2 separate regions of the Homo sapiens genome follow, and region 1 is linked to region 2. Evidence: chromatin contacts called from ENCODE Hi-C or POLR2A ChIA-PET data. All regions are on one chromosome and are shown on one strand. The core of a region is the stretch at or near the end of the contact, and the rest is flanking DNA. Distances in the headings are between cores, read along the strand shown.

Region 1 (2,886 bases), core at 345-2,844, 520 kb before region 2:
TTCCTGCAAGGGGTCCAGGGGAAGCAGCTCCAATTCCCACCCAGCTCACCACTGGCCCCCCAGGAAGCCCAGGGGGAAGCCTGAGGCTGCCCTGCGTGCAGATTCCTTCCAAGGCACAGACCCAGTTTCCATAGCAACAGCCTGCGGCCAGGTCTTCACCCACCTTGTGCAGGTGTTCCAGGGCCAGCACGATCTCACCCCCATACACGCGCACCTCAGCCTCCTTGAAGTACTGGCGCTGGTAGAGGTGGGTGAACATCTCCCCGCCGCTCACATAGTCTGGGAGGTGCAGTGGAAGTCAGGAAGCAGCCCCGTCAGGTGGCCTCGCCTGCCCCCAGCCACCCCAACCCCGTTGGGATGTGGTGTGCGCTCACCCAGGATGAGGTGCAGCTTGGCATCCGTCTGGAAAGCGTAGTGCAGCGTGACCAGGAAGGGCGCCTGGCGCACCAGCTCCAGCACCGAGCGCTCGGTGCGCGTGTGCTCTTGCGTCTTGGCGCGCTGCACCAGCGCCGCCTTGCGCAGCACCTTCATGGCGTACAGCTTCCCCGCGTCGTGCCCGCCCGCCTTCCGCACCAGGAACACCTTGCCGTAGGCTGTGGGAGCAGCGAGTGGGTGGAGGGTGGGCTGTGAGCGGGAGATTGGTGCAGGCTTGGGGGGTGGGGGCGATGCCAACCCAGGAGGGTGTGCAAATGAGGCGAAGGAGCTGGGGCAACAGGCAGGTGTGCAAAAAGCTGGCAGAGCCTTCTAAGGAAAGGGTGTGCACACCCCGGGAGGGTGCCCAGCAAAACCAGGGAAAGGATGTGCAAACCAGGCTGGGGAGCATGCATCTCCAGGGGGCCTGCTGCGAGGCATGGGGGCGGGGCATATGCAAACCTGCGAGAGATCAGATGGATGTGAAAAGATGCCAGTGCAAGGAAGGGAGGCAGAGGTGTGCACCTGGCTGGGGAAGGGATGCGCAAACCAGCGCTGGGGCATTTGCAAAATGTGGGAGGGGGATCCCATATTGGAAGAAAGGGAGGAGCTATGCAAATCACTTGAGAGGGGCGCCAGTCCCCCTCCCCAGGGTGTTGGCAAATCCAGGGGGGTATGCACGCACAGGACCGTGGAGGGAGGAGTGATGTCAATGTGGAGTGCCCTGGAAGTGGGCATGCAAACTCTGGCGAGGCAGGGCGGGGCAGGCAAGGCAGGCTGTGCCGGGAAAGGGTGGGGGGCCTGCTCAGTGGCCTGGCCCAGGCCCAAGAGTGAGCAGGCAGGAGGTCAGGGGCACCGCGCCTGGGACGCCTGCCCGGTGGATGGGGGTCCTCACCTCCCGTGCCCAGCACCTTGAGCAGCTCGAAGTTCTCCACGCTCACCTTCTCCTCGTGCCCGGTCAGGTTGGCTGTGGGCACAGGGGGCGAATGAGCCCAGCCGGTCCATGACCCGTCCCGGCCTGCCCCGGGCAGCCGCAGTCAGGCCCCACACCCACCTTCTGTGATCCGCAGCTCCACGGCGCAGCTCTCATCGTCGTCCTCGTCCCCCATGGCGGGCGGGTCGCTGGGGCCCGCGCGGCTCGGGCTCCGGGCGGCGCCGGTTACATGGCGGCTCCGGCCGGGGCGGGCGCTTCCTGGTGCCGCCTCCGGGGCCGAGGCGGGCGCCGGCACCGCCTCCCGGCTCCCCGCCCTGCGCGGCCTGAGTCAGGCGGCTGGAACGTGACAGCGCCGGGCTGCCGGTGGGCGGCCGGCTGGGGCCGCCCTGTCTCCCGAGCCCCCAGGCCAGGCCTCAGGGCCGTGCGCTCCGGGACCTTACTCGACTCTCCCGGGAACTGGAAACACCCCGTGGGAGCCATCCCTGAGCCCGTGGGTAACCTGGAGCCTCTGGGGCATTAGTCCCCAAGCCAGGAATCTGCCCGGGAATGCCGGCTGCAGCCAGTGGCTGGAGGACATTAGGAGTCTGTGCCCCAAGGTGGGGGACGAGGTGCCTGGTGCTGGGCAGGCTGAGAGGGGGTCTGGATCCTGGAAGTCACCCAACTCTCAGGCAGTGGAGCCCACCCCACTCCATCGTCCTGGGGGTGGCCAGCAGGGCCCCTCTCCCCAGAGGACTGGCCTTTGCAAGGAGGAGCCTCATCACCAAGAGGGGGCTGGAGCCCGGCCTGGGACCCCATGGCAAGGAGAGGAGTGGCCAGTTTTCTGACCAGCTTTCTGTCGGGGGTGCCTGCAGAAGCACTTCAGCCCCCAGTCACCGTGCAGAGCCCACCAGGTGCCATGCGCACCTCACGTGTTCTGCTCCTGTTGTCTCCTAGCCTGGTGCAGTACCCAGCTTAGAGCCCTGAGCAGGCCTCAAGAAGAGATGTCAGTGCCACACGGGGCTGCCCCCTCTCCCCATGAGGCCCAGGGCCCCTGCTGACTGGTCCTCCTGAGCCCCTGCTCCGTCTTCTTCCTGCCTTTCCCTTCCTGACCACCAATGGGGCCACCTAGCAGAGTGGGACAGCCATGAGGCCCCACACCCTGAGGCCGGTGGGAGGGGCTCTCAGCTCCTCTGCCAGCTGGAGAGGCCAGGGTGTCCACCCCACGCCCCTGTCCTGTGAAGCCCTGGCTGAGAGGAGGAGGAACTCAAGCTGCTGCAGGTCACACCTGGGAGGCCGGACGGACCGTCCCTCCCAGCTCTGCACCCCCCAAGTTCAGGCTGCCTTATCTCAGCCCTGGGCAGCTCCACCCTCCCCTGGGTGGCCCCAGGTACCCTGACTCACATCCTGCACCCCAGCCGAATTGCCCCGCCTCTCAGGCATCAGGCTAGAGGCCCTGGTCAGAGAGCCAGCGTCCCTCCCACCTCTCCTGGCAACCCCTGGCATTAAGTGATGCCCCGCCAGGCTGAGAACTCCCTGGGGAGGGGGCTCAACCTCAAGGAGGG
Region 2 (3,000 bases), core at 402-2,901:
ATAGGAACAGAATGGATCCAAGCACGGTGTGGGGATACACAGGACATGAAGAAGGCAGGAGACTAATGCGGAGATGAAAGGCAACGCTGATTAAAAGGCACAGTAAGGAAGATGGGGTGAGGGTGGAGAAACAGGAAGGCAACAAGCAAGAAAGAAAATACTCTAAGTGCCAGGCACGGGAGTGAAGACACAGAAAGTCATCATGGTTTGTGTTCCAGCGTACGAAGACAGAAAGGCAAAAACTGTGATGCAGCGAGGTCTGGGAAAGGACTGAGCAACAGGTTGTGTTAATACGGTGGGGCCAAGTGTCTTTGGGTTGGGAGAAAGAGCCCAGTAGAAGGCTGGTAGAACACTCACAGAGAGAAACAAGAGGCCCAGGGACCTAAAAGCCAAACCCGAGGGGAAGAGAACAAGAGGGATCCAAAGACTCTGAAGGGAGTGATGATTGGAACCCCAAACGCAACCTGTGGGAAAACTATGCGCATGACAGCTGTGGGGAAACACGGAAGCGACAAATGCCAGCGCCAGGATCCAGGGAGCTCCTGGAGCAAAGAAGGGAAAGTGATGAGCAAAGAGTAGGCGAAGGATTTGGAAAGGTGATGAGGGTGGAGCTGGTGGGTTGCAAGCAAGAGGGAGAGCACAATTTGGAAAACGAAGAAGCAGGGTAGAAAAAGCTGGGGGAACTGCAAGGGGCCAGGGATCGAGAGCGCAGTCCAGGGCAAGGACCCTGAGGGTGATAACCCAGAGACTGGCAGAACCGGTGCGGGCGGAGGGGAAGCGAGGCAGGAGAGACGAAGGGAGAGGTGGACAACGATCTGTGGCAAATCGCGGGGTGCTGCTATTCGAGGAGCGGGAGGGTGGCTGCTTTAAGCGTGGGTGGAGGAAGACCAGAAAGGCCCCTGAGAGAAAAAGGGAAGAGAAAGGGAAGCTGGGGAGGTGACACGGAAGAGCGCAGGAGGGCGGTGAGGGGAGACGGGGGTTGGCAGAAAGACAAGTGTGCAGCTTGGAGTCAGGACGAGGTGGGTCCCAGGTCAGGACTCGGAAGCGGGATGTGCGGAGCCGGAGCCAGGAGCCGGATGACAGGGCAGCCGAGGCTTGCAGGATGGCAGCAGGGGCACGAGGAGAGCAGAAGAGGGAGGAGGCTCCGCAAGGTGCAAAGGGCCCAGCCAGAGAATTCGGGGAGCCCTCGGGGCTCCTTACCTGCTCCGTGTCCCTCTCGTTCAGCGTGGGTAGGGGGGTCCGAGCGCTGGACATGGCGCCGGTATCTCGGGGGAGGGAACCGAGAAGCTTGGAGGAAGGGAGGGAAGGGAAGGCGCGGAGCCCGGCCGGGCGGGGCTTCTCACAGCAGGAGCACCCGCCGCATGGGCCCCGGCCGGGGGTGCGGGGAGGCCGGGCAGCCGCTCACGCCAGCCCGGGGATGCGCCGCTCGGGCTAGGCCGCGCCGGCTCCGAGCGGCTCCGGACCGCACCCCCCCGACCCCCGGCTGGGCTGTGCCGCCTTTCGGCCGGGCCGCGCCGCTCCGCCTACTCTCTGCCGCCGCAGCCGGCCGCCTGCCTCGCTCCTCCCCTGCCCTCAGCGGCACTGCTCCGCGCCCGGCACACAGGCAGCCGCCGCCGGACCTGCTGCTCCCAACATGGCCGCCACCACCGCCGGCCCTCGGCTCTTTTCGCCGGCAGCAGCCGGAAACATCCGAAGCGGCTAGAAACGGGAGGTGGGGCGCGCCTTCTCCTCCCGGCCACAGACTACGGGTGAATTCCGGAAACAGCCGAAGAAGGTAAACCCCGGGGACGCGCTCTCCTCCTCGATTCCGAAGACGAAGCTTCGGCTCTGTTTACGGAAATCCACGAAGCGACCCCGGGTGCCTACCCCCCGCCCCCGTCCACGGCCATCCAGCCACGCCCACCGGCCTTTCCCCGCCCACTTCAAGGGGGCTTTCGGCAGTTTCCGGAAATACCCGAAGCTGCTCCGCGTGCTGAGCCGGCCACGCCCCCTCCCACAGCCCTGCCGAGGGCGGTCGTCGGCCATTTCCGGCAACACCCGAGGCCCTCCGAGCACCCGGTCGTTTCCCCGGGTGGCTCTCGGAGTCTGATTCGCTTCGTGTCTTTCCGTCAGTTTTCGGGCATTTTCAAACCTTGAACAGGAAGCGTGGGTCACCTGTCTGTGCTTGTGATTTGACTAAATACAAAACAAGATTGTTAGCCGTCCCTGTGATTGGCATCCTCTGGTTCTATAGCAGCTTCCTGTCTGCATTTCTGTCCATCTGTCGGTCAGCTCATAAAATTCATCTTCTTTTTATCATCTAGCCTATCAATATACCTGTCAAATGCAGCATCAGTCTATTGCCTGTCTGCCACCGTCTATCTTGGCTTCTGTGGATTCATCCGTGCATTCCCGCATCTAGTCCGCAGGGCTCGGCAAGGCCCCAGGCAGGCCCAGGGCAGCGTCCTCTGCACCGGATGCGGGAGCGTCCAGGGCCCTGCATTTCAGCCCCAGCTCTGCCAAGTGCCAATGCTGCGTGATCTTGGAAAAATCACATAACATCACTGAGTTTAGGCTCCTCTTTCCTTTGCCTTTGCTCCTGCGTTGACATTCAAAATGACATTTCTGAATTCCAGTTACCTTTTAAAATGCCTCTGCAAGATAAGGCATTTAAAGTTTCTTTTCTTTCCTCCTCTGGGCCTCATTTTCCCCATCAGTAAAGTGAAGCCATTGGATTCATGAACTCGGAGGTCCTTCTCAGCTTTGGAGAGCCCTTGACTAACAGGAAGTCTGTATGGCAACTGCAGTCCATTCCTCACTTCCCCTTACACTGCGTTACCAAGGACAGGGAGTATCCTGGGCTGATTTCCCCAGCGCCAAGCTGTCCTCACCCATAGTACCTGGAACACGTTGGAACCACACCCTCCCATCAGTGGCTTAAGGTGGGCAGGAGGCAGAGGCCCCGCAGGAGTCAGAAACCAGACTCAGGCAACAGGTTCCCAAAGGTACAGGAGCAGAGAG

What was found. A loop is a pair of places that touch in the nucleus more often than their neighbours do. ChIA-PET counts read pairs that join two places held with the same protein, here RNA polymerase II (POLR2A). Pooled maps may share reads with other maps.
Region 1: a map with no recorded cell type shows a loop between it and region 2 (10-fold over the local background). The contact joins the promoter of RPS6KA4 here to the promoter of MARK2 in region 2. A Hi-C loop is called at or near these places in 1 of 37 single-sample maps with no recorded cell type and 6 of 50 pooled maps. POLR2A ChIA-PET finds 5 or more read pairs at or near these places in 1 of 52 experiments (activated B cell).

What each region holds. Positions count from the first base shown.
Region 1 is chr11:64,357,870-64,360,755 of GRCh38, reverse strand. It overlaps RPS6KA4 (ribosomal protein S6 kinase A4), which reads right to left and starts at 1,594. Exons shown (of 17, transcript NM_003942.3): 1 at 1,466-1,594; 2 at 1,307-1,378; 3 at 375-593; 4 at 164-279. The coding sequence starts at 1,520. RefSeq lists enhancers at 199-308, 1,042-1,569 and a silencer at 1,319-1,808.
Region 2 is chr11:63,837,761-63,840,760 of GRCh38, reverse strand. It overlaps MARK2 (microtubule affinity regulating kinase 2), which reads right to left and starts at 1,651. Exons shown (of 19, transcript NM_001039469.3): 1 at 1,201-1,651. The coding sequence starts at 1,254. RefSeq lists a silencer at 1,317-1,556 and enhancers at 1,567-1,716, 1,977-2,965.